Linked DNA regions of Mus musculus: region 2 is linked to region 1. The links are chromatin contacts, found by Hi-C or POLR2A ChIA-PET in ENCODE. All regions are on one chromosome and are shown on one strand. The core of a region is the stretch at or near the end of the contact, and the rest is flanking DNA. Distances in the headings are between cores, read along the strand shown. Region 1 holds the start of Gfm1 (G elongation factor, mitochondrial 1). Region 2 holds the start of Lxn (latexin).

Evidence for each region. A loop is a pair of places that touch in the nucleus more often than their neighbours do. ChIA-PET counts read pairs that join two places held with the same protein, here RNA polymerase II (POLR2A).
Region 2: a loop to region 1 is called in a map of heart, with 2.0 times the contacts of the local background. The contact joins the promoter of Lxn here to the promoter of Gfm1 in region 1. A Hi-C loop is called at or near these places in 2 of 37 maps with a recorded cell type or tissue (heart and left cerebral cortex). POLR2A ChIA-PET finds 5 or more read pairs at or near these places in 3 of 5 experiments (Patski and embryonic stem cell).

Annotation. Positions count from the first base shown.
Region 1 is chr3:67,426,216-67,433,457 of GRCm38, forward strand. Gfm1 (G elongation factor, mitochondrial 1) reads left to right here and starts at 3,900. Exons shown (of 18, transcript NM_138591.2): 1 at 3,900-4,107; 2 at 5,435-5,587; 3 at 7,140-7,242. The coding sequence starts at 4,024.
Region 2 is chr3:67,459,762-67,467,103 of GRCm38, forward strand. It overlaps Lxn (latexin), which reads right to left and starts at 4,146. Exons shown (of 6, transcript NM_016753.4): 1 at 3,825-4,146; 2 at 2,598-2,660; 3 at 1,551-1,728; 4 at 1,161-1,297. The coding sequence starts at 3,953. All of the region lies in intron 13 of Gfm1 (G elongation factor, mitochondrial 1), which reads left to right.

The sequences.
Region 1 (7,242 bases), core at 2,650-5,149:
GGTTTTACTGTAGGTCGCTGGACTATCTAGTCTCAGGTTCTTGGTCACCCTAGCAGTGCCAGGTATGGGTTCCATCTTGTGGAGTGGGCCTTAAGTCAAATCAGTTATTGGTTGGTTATTCCCACAAGTTTTGCGCCACCACTACACCAGCATAACTTGCAGGCAGGCCACCATTGTAAATCAATGGGTCTGTGGCTGGGCTGGTGTTTATATTTCTTTTGGTAGCATGCAGAGTACCTTCCTTTACACTAGAACATTGGGGTGAAGACTCTGTAGGCACCAGCTTGATTTCTCCATGTTCAATGAGTTCCCTAGGTGTTGTCCTCAGCAATTCGTGGAGAACAATACATAGTCTTAATAGCAAGCCGAGGTGGTTTGCTGACTTCCAGGGGACCCCTTTGACCAACCACTCAATTAGATGAACTGGAAATTTTATTTGATATCGAAAGATAGCCAGTTTGGGGTACTGTCTTTGCTATTATTTGGAGATTTTATTTAGAGCACTTTCTTTTTTGTTTTGTTTTGTGTTTTTGTTTTTCGAGACAGGGTTTCTCTGTGTAGCCCTGGCTGCCCTGGAATGCACTCTGTAGACCAGGCTGGCCTTGAACTCAGAAATCCACCTGCCTCTGCCTCCCAACTGCTGGGACTAAAGGCATCTGCCACCAAGCCCAGATTCAGTTTCTAATATATGTCTATATTAGGTTTCTAATTTATTAGAATTCCAGAATACCCTTCAAATGGCCCTTCAGTTTAGCTGTCTCCTCCCATATTCCTTCCTCATCTCCCTCTCCTCTTTCCCTCCCTACTCGATACTCCTTTTCCTCTGAGATCTATCTGTTCCCTCTAGTTCCTTTATTTATTCACAACTTCTGTGATATTATATAGATTGTAGTGTCATTGGCATTGACTTAGCTACTCTTCACATATCAGTGAATATATACCACATTTCTCTTTCGGGCTTACTTCACTCACGATGGTTTTTACCTAGACCCATCCTTTACCATCATTTCATTATTTCATTTTTTTTAAAGTTGGAATATTCCATTATGGATATGTTGCACATTTCATTATCCATTTTTCTGGTGAGGCACATCTAGGTTCTTTGCAGTTCCTGGCTATTGTAAATAGAGGAGCAATGAATATAGATAAGCAAGTGTCTCTATGGTAGGATGAAGCAACGTTTGGGTCTATTTCCAAGAGTGATATGGCTGGATCCTGAAGTAGATCAATTCCCATCTTCTTGAGGAGCTACCACACTGATTTCCAAAACGGCTGTACAAGTTTGTGCACCTGTACAAATCACAGGTATAATCAAAGGTTATCATTGGTTGTTCCGAATCTAGGTAATACTTGCCAACAAAGGTACAGAGCATTTCCAATGCTACATTTGTGAGTTGGGCTGATGTTATTAAAGAATGGTTCTGACATGGCTTTTTTTTTTTTACAAGAATAAGAGTTATGAAAGACATCATGGTGATTTATCATGTGATATCATGATAGATATTAAATACAATGAACTACGGGAGAAAGAACAGGATGTGTGCAGATGTAGAAAGGAGTGAGGGAGCTGTTGAAACTTGTCGGGCAGAGGTGTACAAATTAAGAAGACAAATGACTTAAGGAACAAGAGTGTTGGGTAGACATCAGTGACTGGGAATTTGGAACCAGTGTTCCATCTTTGGATGTCTTATTCTGTCCGGGTTTACAGTTGAAGGTAGAAGGATACTGCAGACACAGAGCCCTCTGATGTTCCTCCTCTACAAGAAAGTACAGAAAGAAGTGTCACTGTGCCTTGACCCCAAGCTTTGTTCTCGGCTAACAATGCCTCCACCTGTACAGGGCTGAAGTATCCTGGAAAGAGAGCTGAACTTCCTTCCCAAAGAGCATTATGAAAAACATTGAACTTGTACCTAATAGGTTTCTCTGCCAACAAAATGAACCAATTCAAGTCAAATCAAAAGTATAAATCGTTAGCACAGCTCTAGGCTCTGCCCAACAGTTACCTTGCAACAGTTTGCATCTATGCTCACCAGGTATGATCCAGGAGCTAGGCATATAAGAAGACCTCTTCCCTCTCCTTCCCACATGTCTCCTGTTGGACAGCTGGACCCTTTCTCCCTTTCTCGCTCTTCTTTCTTTCTGTCCTTCTCTATCCCCCCACTTTTTCTGCCTGTACTCCTTTTCCAGGCCCCCTTCCTTTCCCCCAATAAACTTCCTCTTATACTAAGCTGTTTCCTCAGCGGGAACACCTCACCTCGGCCGGCTGAGTTGCTCCTTCCTGCCTGATCACTGCCACCTGTTTATAAAAAACAACATAAAGGCAGGCTTATTAAAAGGCAGCAGTCTGGCGAGTTGGCCAATCTATCAGGTGGAGGTCAGTAAAGTCATTCGCCCAGGATAAAGCAAGGAGGTTTTATAGTTTTGGGCCGTGTGGTGATGAAACATGGGATTATGCCCATATAAGGTTAAAAAAAAGAAAAAAGAAAAAAAAAAAAAAAAAAAAAAGCTGAGCGCCCAGGCAGGCACTCCCAGGTGGGTAGCGGGAATCAGGAAGATGATGACCTGTTAGGCTGTAGTTTCCTTTGAGGGGTCAGGGAGCTTTTTCTGTGTGGTAGGATGGGGAAGGAGGGCACATAGGGTTTTGTAGCTGGGGGGTGTGTGGGGGGGGGGTGTGTCGGGGGGTGATGAGCACGGGTTCCAGCCTAACAACACTAAAGTAAGGAGATCATTTTCTGCGGAGAGGGAATATGGTCTGGCTTGAGAAGATCCTTTTAGTCAGTGTGTGAGTTTACTGAAAAAAAAAAAAAAAAACCGGGAAAGACAAAAGCCGTGAAATCAACCCGGTTCTCATCACAGTAACCCCAGGAAGAAATAGCCCTGTGGAGAGGTGGAAGGAAATGGGAGGTTCGCATATGCTGAGAGGCTTAGATTACAGGAGCCAGCAAGTGACTGCCATCTTTGGCTAGGTCAACTGGATGGACGGAGATTCTTTTGCTAAGATGGAGACTGTATGAGGAGGTTTGGGGAAGACTAGAAGCTCTGTTTTAGATATGTCAACGTTTTTGAGGCCTTTAAGAAGCCCAGACAGAAGCGCCACGGGTGCAGTTTTGAAGATGCATAGCTAGTATTACTGATGAACAATAAAGAAGGTTTTGAAAAATTTTATTTGTAATCCAACATATATCTACTCTCATTTCCCCAGAGTCTCTTTGAAGTATTTGTTTTTAAGATTTACTTATTATGTATACAGCTTTCTGCCTGCATGTATACCTTGCAGGCCAGAAGAGGGCACCAGATCTCATTACAGATGGTTGTGAGCCACCATGCGTTTGCTGGGAATTGAACTCAGGACCTCAGGAAGAGCAGACCTCTTAACCTCTGAGCCGTATCTCCAGCCCCTCCCCCAGATTCTCTGATGCTGTAGTAATGAATACATTTTTGTGTACTCCTTCCATTTAAATTGTTATAAACGTTTTCCCATTGTCATGCAGGTAAAACAACTATGTTTAAAATCTGCAGCTTTTGTTTTGTTTTGTTGAAACAGGTTCTCACTGTCTAGTCCTGTCTGGCCCAGAATTCTTTGCTGACCAGGCTATCTTGGAACTCATTAGAGATCCGCCTAGTTCTGCCTCTGAAGTGTTCTTATTAGACATGTGTGACGCCATACCCGGCACGTTTTTGTTTTTTTTATACAGAGATGGTTTTTTAATTTTTATTTTTTTCCTTTAAAGACAAAGGGACCAGAGTACCTGCCTCCGTAGTAATGACACCTCCCTGTGACAATCCTCTGCATAAACTACGCTTTCTCCTCCTGACCAGGAGAGGGCGCGCGCCACGTCGAGCTCAGACAGAGGTGCCTCTCCCTTGTCTTCCTCTGGCCGTCCTCCTGACCTTCCTCCCGGAAGTGCTCCTGCGGCTCCGGTTGCCGGCGTGACTTTGAGCTCTTCCCGCTCTGCTGCCGGCGCTGAGCACAACCGATCACCTCAGAGCAGGAGCCTTGGAAGTGGCTGTTCCAGGCTTGCCATGCGGCTGCTGCGGGTCGCCGCAGCCCTGGGGCGTGGACCGTTCCCTCGGGTCCCTGCAGTCCTGGGCTGGCAGGGGAAGCAGGTACTGGTGCCAGAGAACCTTCCAGAGCAGGGCAGGTTGGCGACACCTTTCCTTACCTGGGGTCTTGAGCAGCGATTTCCCGAGCCCCGTAAGCCCTTGGGTATCCGCATGCCAGCTCGGCCTTGCGACCCGCAGCTCTGCGCCGGGGTCCCTCCCTTCCTGATGATCTACCTTAAAGAGAAGTGCCCCGAGTGAAGGTCAGATGAAAGTTAGTGTCCCCGGGGCTCGAATCCCGGATTTCGGACTCGTTATCCAGTGGTCCTCTTACTACTGGGTGTGGTTGGATGCTCTCTGAACGTGTGGGTTCTATTCAACATCCCGGTACTCTTCTCTGGCCAAGTTTCCCAGTCAGGTGTATAGATTAAACTTTGTAAGTCTTTGGAGTGAGGTACTCAGAGCAGGGAAGCCGTTGGTAGATGTGACCTCTTACCTGTCATGGATACCTCGTTTGCTTTGCTACCAAGTGTTCCTGTGGTTTAACCATCCAAGCGCTTGTCAGCTGTCTTCTTTGACATGTGCCCAGTTTCCCTCTACCCAGAAGTGTTTGCCAAGCGTTTGGGTGTGCAGTTTTGTTTTGATTCAACAAATACATCCCCCTCCACCCCCCACTGTAAAGCTGACAGGAACACCACCACCCCAAAAGGCACTTCCTTGTTTTCGTTCAGATGAAATTGGAAACCTTTTTGGAGTTGTCTTGTGGCTGTTAGTTGGGTAGACCCATATGCCCCTTGCTAGCTGTGAATTACAGGACGGGAGAAGACAGAGAACCTAAGGTACAATTCAATCTAAAACTTGTATCTCTTGTTAAAGTGGCCATTGAGAGGTATAGCTCTGACTATTATGGTAGTGTGTATTTAAAAGTTAGCAGTGTGGATCAGCCAGCCATAAGGGTAGTTGTCAAGTGTGACAGCCTGAGTGTCAGTCTTGGGACCCACACAGTGGAGGGGTGAAAACGTAGCCCATGACTGCTCTTCCAGAGGAAGAGTTGAATGCCCAAAACTCACATCTTTGTTCGGAACCATCCATAACTCCAGCTCTAGGCGATGTGACCTTTCCAGCACCAGGCGTGCACGTGGTGCAGAGATATATATGCAAGCAAAACACATATACACGAACCTTTAAAAGTCTCAAGTTTAAAACTAACATTTAGAAGCAGTAGTTGTGCTTCTTTTATGAGTATTATTCAGAATTAAATCCAGGGCTCCTTAGATAATACGGAGGTTGAGAACCTTGCTTTGAGGATGAGAAAACAAGTCCGTAGTTCAGGTTTTAACTGTGATCTCGTATAATAGGTGTGCTAAACTGAGCTTTTAAAACTGTTTCTCAGGCTGATTGGAAGACCCGCCGATGGTGTTCGTCAGGGCCAGTTCCCAATGAAAAAATACGGAACATTGGGATCTCAGCTCACATTGATTCTGGGAAGACGACGCTAACAGAACGGGTGCTATACTACACTGGCAGGATTGCCACGATGCACGAGGTGTGTGCTTAGCGGTTGATTCCAGAGCGATTCAGAAATCGATTTTAATTCTACTGTTGTTATAGTTTCATAAGTTTCAGAAAACCTTGTTTTAGGATGAAAACTGGTCGGGTGCAGGGCAGTGGTTCTCTACTTTCCTAATGCTGCGAGCATTTAGCATAGCCTCATGTTGTGGTGACCACCAACCATAAAATTATATTTGTTGCTACTTCATAACTGAATGGTAATATACATATCTGTGTTTTCCAATGTTCTTGGGCAACCCTTATGAAAGGGTCGTTCCACCTCAGAGGGGTTGCAACCCACAGGATGGGAACCACTGCCACAGAGGCTCCTTAGCCAAAGTCAGATGGACAAAGAGGAGAGGTCAAGCTGGCTTGAGATGTGACTGTGTATTCACAACCCCTCTAGAAGTGAGTGATGGCTGTGAACATCCTGGGTTGATGCTGAGATGGCATGACAGACCCTTATACAGCTGTCACAACAGTCTTACGCATGTCAATGAAGGATCCATGTTTATAATGTTAAATGGAAAGTGAATCTCAAAAGGTGCTGTCCATGTCAAAACAAAACACACAGCTTTCATCTTAAAGGAAATCAGAGTTTTTATCTGGAGCCATTTTGAGTATGGCTCAGAAACACAGGTTGTCCCAAATTTAATGTTCTACCATGCAAGCAGTTTCATGATGTTCTAATTTTATAGAACAAAGAAAGTCAGAGATCAAGGCAGGTTTAAAATGCATTGGTGGGCACACCAGAGAGGCAAGGACAATGAGATGGGAAACTATTCTATAGGCCCAAGACGACATTCTTAGCTTTAGGACTGGCAGACGCTAGTGTCCTGCTAAGTTAATCGCGTCTAAGAGGTTTTAGTGTATTCTCATGAGGTGTTATTTCAGATACACGGTTGGGCAAGGCACAGCCCAGCACAGGGTAAGTAGCCCCTGAACCTGCATGATTCCAATTCTCCCCAGTAGGAAATTCTGATGGGTCCATCATACTCTGCAGATAGACTCCTTCCAGGAGGTCTGCAGTCACAGCCAGACATGGCTTCTTTTCAGGAAGTTTCATCCACAGCACTGAATACAAGTTCTACAAAAACCTACCAGAAAAGCATTGTTTAAAATGTTGGCACTCGAAGATACTGCCAAACCACTGAGTGACTTAACGCCCGCTCAGGCTGTTCTTCAGCCGAAGGGCATCCGCCAAACCATATCCTTTAGAAGCTAAACACTCCCATTTTGTGCTCACAGTCTGAGGAGAGCCGCAGAGAGGTCTGCTGCCTGAATATCATGAGTTCGTAGACTCTGAAACGCCAGCAGCCAGCAGTTCAGGGGAAGCAGATGGTGGTCCCCAAGTGCTTGTCAGCTGCCAACAAGGAAGAACTGAGTATGGGAGCCGAGACAGGAAACAAGAGTTTTATGAAATGATACGGTTATAGGATTAGGCTCATCTCACACTTGCATACGTTAGCTTTGATTTCTGGTTCTGTTTCAGTCAAGATTTCTTTCTGGGATGAGAGAAAAATGTGAGTTCTTGTGTTCATGTTTAGGTGAAAGGTAAAGATGGAGTTGGCGCTGTCATGGATTCCATGGAGCTGGAGAGGCAGCGAGGGATCACGATCCAGTCAGCAGCTACGTATACCATGTGGAAAG
Region 2 (7,342 bases), core at 2,896-5,395, 34 kb after region 1:
TGAAAGAGGGCAGCAGGAAGCCCTTTTCTCTCAGAATTGACAGAAACAACCTTTTTGCTTCCCAGTACTCATTCTTGTTTTCCATTAGATACTAGTTGGATTTCCTCTTTAACCTCAAAAGGTATAAACTAAAGAACATGTTCCTATGCATTTCTGCCCTAGGAAAATGCATTTCTCCATGACCATGGTGTCAGGCTTAAGAAATCATACGGCTCCTAACAAAATGTGAGGTCATAAACTGTGACTAAAAGGATTAGAGAAAAGAATCCCGAATGAGCCAAGGAACAACTCAAACTGCTCCAAGTTTACAGACAGAGACCACAGTGCCACAATTCTCTCTAGGGGGAAATGCCAGTCTTGTCTCTGGGTAGCCATGGAACTAGCATTCAGTAAAGAAAAATGCAGTTAGCTCTGCAGTACTTGACAATAGCGTTCAGATTCACTAGTGAGGTTGCTAAAGGAGCTACTCTTTAAGACCAAAGGAAAAAATATATATCATATATCATATATATATTACATATATATATTTAAAAAACATTAAAAAGTGTCAGATTTGGACTCACAACTTGATAGTTTTGGAAGTGCGGCTTTACTTGTGAGTGCTATAAAAAGTGGCCCTCAGGACCTGTGGAAACCAAATTAGGGACAGGGTGATTCCTTGAAAGTGTACAGTGTATCTGAGTGTTTGTTGTATACGTACTAACAAAGCTACAACCCTTTTGCTCTGGAACGGATCTGAACAAAGCATCACAGATAACAAAATCTGAATTTCTTGGCATGAAAGACAAACCGTAAGCCTGTGAAAATGCAGTCTAGAACTACTCATTATTAGAAGGTGCTTCATAGAAAACCCTTAGTCTTGCTCACACTCACTTCCCATATCGGGTGACCCCGGAAAGCACACTAACCAGAGGCAGCTGTTGGGAAGGCAGGTATTATGAACAGAGGCCTCGTCTGGGTTCTCTCTAACAAGCCACCTGACCTTCAGGACCAGTGTTGTTGCTCTCCGTGCTTCCTCTAAGCTGACTGACTAGCAGTGCCTTCAGACTGCCAGCCTCACTGGTTTCAATACAAGACAGCAATAGGAACACTATCCAACTCCAAACTCCAGTGCCTTGTCTGTATTACTGTTAATAGCACACTGTGTAGAGACTACGTACCACTTGCTTGACCGTCTGAATTTTTAACATTTTATACCATGTGTCTTCAGTCGAATTCTGCCACATTACATAACCGCAGGCGACCCAGGCTAAGTGCTGGACTGGCTTCATTTGTGGAGACACATTTCCAAAATTGTCTGGTAGAGAAAACATTTTAGATTAAAAATTAAGTCATAGTTATGCTATCTAACATGGGTAAACACTAAATTAAGCCATGAATGTATAAAATTCCAAAAAGCCTCTTTTGATTGCTGGCTTAGATTCGAAGTAAGTATTTTTGCAAAAGTCTAGTTATTTCCAACCTAGATACCATGAAACAGTTTTGAGGATGGACAGCAGAGGTGCATCTCAAGTTGGCAGAACATCATTTCCCATGCGCTATGTGTGTACCTGGGATGTCCTGTGCTTCCAGCGGTCTCTTCAGAGACATGAGGCTTTGATAAAATGTGTTATCTTCCTCATCTGGGTTCTTGCCGATTTCTCCTTCGAATGTGAAGTTGACTTCTGGTGCAGAGCCTTGTCCCATTTGGGGGTAAAGAACTTCAGCTGTGCAGTTCACTGTAACTTGCTGTTGAGAGCATTTTTTACAAAAGTAACACAAAAGATCAGTCTTACAGATGGCCATTCATTGTTGTAAGTTTCTAGGTTCCAGAATCTTAGGAATGTTAGCCCTGTCTGTTAGTGGGGTGGTGGTTTACAATGTCAAATTTTAGCCTGACTGCCTACCAAAGGAGGGCTACCAAAGCTTGTTCCATACCCCCTCCCTCTGCTTGTGAAGCCACTGTTTCTCCCAAATGTGGCCCGAGCAGTCTCTCCTAATATAAAGTAAGGGTTGCAGCCTGCTATGGAGATGGCTGTCTAGTAGCTCAGTGCCTTTCAGGGGATTTCCTCTTGTTATCTCCTCGGGGAGAGGAAAACTTCCCACGGCTTCAAGATGGCTGTGGCGCCAACTACAGTTCCCTTCTTTTACATTTATTTCATTGATAATTTGACATGCATTCAAAATTTTCAAACTTTCCTGTCCCACTACTGCAAGATTAGTGGAATCACTGTTGGAGGTTCTATTGTTCCTGAATTTCTAAATGTACTTAATTTGAATATCCAATTAAAAACCAAAATAAAAGGCAGGCATGAGAAAACAGTCATGACTGGAGAGTAAATTACCTCTTTCAGTCCTACAAGGCGTGAATTCAGACTGCTTGGAATCTACTTAAGGGTAATTTATTTGAACTGAAACACAGACTTTTCTAAACAATTGAACAGAAAGAAAGTGCTCAGGCAGTCCACACTGGCTTGTGAAGCTCTGCCTGCAGAGCCATGGCTGCCCATACTCAGAATCTCCCAGCAGCCGCAGTGGAGGCCCAGGGTAAACCCTCAGCGAGAATGAGCCGCAACACTGAGAACGCACGCGTATTCTAGAAAAGACAGCTCACTTACTTTTTGGATAATTTCTTCCACAGAAAACTTAAGATGGTACTTGTGCCCTCTTCCTGGGATATCCTAAAATTAAGAAAAAAATATAGTGGAGAAAAGAATACTGTAATATATCACATCTTTTTAGTTAGGACATTCTTATTACGTGACTGGGAGGGTGGCTGGTGGGAAGAAATACACTAAAGTTTTGCGTCTTTTAAAACATCCCAGGGGTCTTGTTCTGACGTTCCTCATGACTGTACATCTTACCATCCTTCATCGCTTCCCAAGCCCGGCTGCTCAGGAAGGCGGTCATCGGGTGTCTAGCATGGACTTGGCAGTATCTAGCAAGTTTATTTAGGTAGGTCTAGGAAGCGGGTGGAAACGTACAGAGGACACAGATGCAGTGGCAGTAGGCACATCTTTGGAAGGGTTTGTCTTAAAGCCGGGGGTACCAGAGTGTTCAGTGAGTAAACGACGTGTGGTGGATGAGTGCCAAGTGCTCAGAGACAGTGTGTGTAAGTGCTGTTGATACTGTCCTGTCAAACACCACTTCAAAAGACCTTATGAATAGATCATTTAGATATCCCCCTTTTAAATGAAAGCCAGTTTTGAAGTGTGTAACTAATTTATATTATCTAGTACAGTTTCGAAAATAAAAATCATTTCTTTGTCAGCCAAAAAAATCTTGAGCTGTAAGAAAAAAAAAATAGGGACACTCGCTAGGTAGGTGAGGCCCTTTAGCCTAGCCGGCTTCAGCAGAGGCAAGGCTGCATGTCAGGCAGGATGTGGGCGGCTGGAGCCCGAGCAGCCCACACTGCCTTTGTTTTTTCCTCGGGGCGAATTTCTTGCGTTTTCCCGTCGTTTTGGGCAAAGGGCTTAAGAGTTACTCTTAAAAGTTTATGGAGTCGTTTGGAGGCCATGAGCTTTTGTTGGCCAAGGCTAGCTAGCGGCAGATGGAGAAACTATAACAGCTTCCAGATTGTTTAGAATGCTGTCTTCCCTAGACCTCTTCTCTCCACAGGAAAGGGTGAGATTAACCCCGTGTATTTCCCAATCCCTTAAACTAATATGCACAAAATCTGGCTGCATAGGTCCTCTGCTTTACCGTGAAAGCAAACAGTTCTGGGATGAGTCCCATATAGGGGAGCTCATAGCAATGCTATTCAGAGGCAGAGCAGGGTCCCGCGGCCGGGATGGGGTGGGGGCAGTAGGGGGAGCCGATCGCAGGGCTTCTCCTCGCAGACTCACCTCCTTGCTGGCCTGCTGGACCGTCTGCACCAGGAACAGCTTGTGGGGAGTCCCCTGCTGGTAGTTAATGCAGTTCTCCGCCACCGAGGCGGCCCTGGACGCAGCATAGTGGGTGGGTGGGATTTCCATCTTGGGGGAGACAGCGCGGGCTATCCTAGTTCAAAGAGATCACGGCGGGTGCAGCCAGGGTCCCGTCAGTGTGGAGTGCTGGCCAGCCGAGTGGGTGTCCAAGTGGGTGTCGGTGAGGTGGTGAAGTCAGTCGGTAGCTGGGCTGGGCGTGCGCGCTTGCTCGCTCCTCAGCGCCTTCCTTCCCTCTTCCTCCTTCACTCAGGAAACCGTTCGGGCAGTGGCTCTGCCGGGAGCCTCGGCCCCGCCCTGGGGTAGGCGGGCACCTCCGGGAGAAAAGCTCGGGCATTCCCTCCGGCTCCCGCGGGTCTGGGCAGGTGTGGAGCGGGAGGGAGAACCTGGAGGAAGGGGAAGGGCTTTCTGGCCTTGCCTCGATGGGTCCTTCTGAGGGCTTCAGCTGCCGGATGAGGAATCGCTGGCTGTTTCACGTACAGATTAGAGTACACCTCTCCTTTTTCAAACGGGCTGTCACGGGGCAGGGGGCAAAGTGCTCCAAGTGTAATTCAGCCCTTACCCTTCCCTTTGTGAGACTCTTGCTCAGCCAGGTTCCTTTAGAGGCAGATCCAGAGTGGGAAAGCAGAAAAGCCATTTTAAAACGTTGGGAGACTGGTCAGGATCAGAGGAAATACTTCCCCATTCATAAGACCTTAGTGATCTTAGAAATATAAAGCTTAATGAGCGTGAACCACCACTCCCATCTTTCTTGAAATCCTATTTTAATGACTTTTTATGTGTATGTGCACACGTGTGTGCAGGCACATCAGATTACCCGGGAGCTGGAGTTGTGTGCCACACAGTATGGGTGCTGGGGACCAAACTCAAGTCCTCTGCCTCAGCTGCCGAGCCAACTCTCCAGCCCCATCTCTATTTCTCTTAAAAGGTAGATGGTTGGAGGCTTTCTGGGTAGACTGTCTATGTTGCAGCCACTCTGCAGAGAAGGGGAAGGTGCCCTGTGGGACACGTGTTGCTTTCCTCGTGTGCTAATGGAGCTTTCCTATAACTGAGGACTTTCTTTGGGCCCAGTGGATTATTAAATACCAACCAACTCAGTTCGTTCATTCCCCATCTTTTCTAGTTATGTTAGCCAACAGCAATGAAGCAGCTAGGGGATAACAAGTCTAACTTTTTTTTTTTCTCTTGATATTGGAAATGTTTGTCTTTTTAGCTGTAAGCCAACCCCTTTAGGAGAGAGTGTGTGTGTGAGTATGGGCTTCCAAAGTGAGCATTTTAAAGTCTAACGAATAGTCAAAGATTCTGTATTTAATAATTAGTATAGACTGGCATGATGGCACTTGAGGTTTCTTAAAATTGTAATTATTACTTAAAAGGGAAACTTTTTCATTTAAACATTAAATAAACTGAATTGCAAGAATATCATTCCTAGCCTTGTGCCTTCTTTTAAAATGTCTTTCTTAGAGTTTTTGCCTGCATGATGTGTGTGTGTGTGTGTGTGTGTGTGTGTGTGTCCCTATTGCCCAAGGAGGTGTCAGTAAAAGGTGTCAAATTCCATGGGACTGGAGTTAGAGATGACTGTGAGCCACCATGTTGCAGGGAATCAAATCCCAGTCTGCAAGAGCAGAAAGTGTTTTCAACCACTGAGTTGTCTGTTCAGTCCCACTTGGGTCTTGGTTACCTACTACAATCTCACCAGTGGTTGATATTCAGTCCATTATCTTCAGACTTGAGTAATATGTAGATTGTCTTCAAGGTAATAAGTTATTATGAGTCCCCAGGATTATATACTTTATACTACTGGTATTATATTACAGTATGAGCATTAAACAAGATAAAAAAAATACTGTGGCTTATAACTTAGTATGAATATAAAATCAAAATGGCCAGTCATGGTGGCTCATGCTTTTAATACAAGCACTTAGAAGACAGAGGCAGGGGGATCTCTTGAGAGTTTCAGATGACCCAGGGCAAAATAGTGAGACCCTGTCTCAAAAAAAAAACAAAAAAAAAAAAAAGTAAAAATAAATCTACAAATTATAGATTTTTTTTTTTTAAAAACCCACAATTCTTAATATGACATGATATTTTGACAAAGTCTTTCACGGGTTGCCAGCAGTGTGACTCCAGGCTAGTCTTTGCCCTTCAGCATGCCTGCCTGCCTGCCTGCCTGCCAGTCAGTCTCGTCTTTCAGTCTGTTCTCGTTCAGTGCCCACCAGTGACAACGCAGTGACCATGCCAGTCAGGGGTCTGGTCAGTTTCTATTTTCCTGTTAGCATTCTAGGAAAATGTGTGGTTAAGGGTACTGCTGTTGATGCAAACCCTGGCTATGGAGGTAGGTAGCAGTCACATTTGTCTGTTACTTCGCCTCTCTCCCTCTCTCAGGTCTCACACCTATAAAATAAAGACCAGAAACAGAATTGCTTTCTGGGTTTAGTCTGCGCAAAGTGTTCAACACAGCCTTGCACTGACGTGTTCTCTCACCAGCTTTCCTCTCATTCATAAATGACATTGGTTGTGAGCTAATCCTAGGGCACTGCTGCCTGAAGAACTAGCAGTGTTGGAGTGCCCTGCCCCGCCCAGCCTTGTGGGCACTGCTTCAAGTGCCCTGTATTCGAGTTGTTATGTTGTGGAATTTTCAGTTAAGTTTAAGAAGCCGTGATTAGTTTTAACCACATGGTTAATTAATCTATGTAGTACAGATATAGACTATTTTATCATTAAAATTTGTCATACTTTATTTTGTATGTCACACTGTATAGTAATCAAGGACTGTTTCTTGGAAATAAGAACTCTGCTGGCCATAATTAATCATTTAGGCAGTTCCTACTTGATTTTATTATTTGGCATTACCGACATTGTGGTATGGGGGTATATGTGTGCTGAGGCAGGAGTGTGGAGGAAAAGGACAACTTGAGGGACCTTGTTCTGTTTCTACCATGTCCCAGGGATTGAACTCAAGCCTTGGCAGCAAGCTGGTTTCCCTGCTGAGCCATCTCTTCAGCCAAGGCTGTCTTATAGGGATGCTATGTTGTTAGACTGAGACTGACTGCTCAGAACCTCAGGAACGCCGGGTACCTGGTGGAGCCTGTGTGCGGCACTTGGACCCCTCCTGTGTGCGTCTAACCTGATCTGACCAGATCTGACAGGATCATGGTGCTTCTCCCACCCTCTGCTTGCCTCTCTTGCTTCTGACGATGCTGGTTTGTCCCTCCAGGAAAAATTCCATTCTGACTTTCTGGGGTTGCCCAGCCCATCCTGAAGTTCTGGGCCAGTGGGAGATTTCTGGATGGCAGCTGGACACATTTACACTTGGGCTGTTTAGGAAGTCTGCTCCTGCCAGGCGTGCATCTCCTACCATTACTTACATTGCCTTTTCCCAAGTCACTTACAGGCGCACCCACTAATGTCCATTCTCCTGCAGATAGTGTTAATAAAAA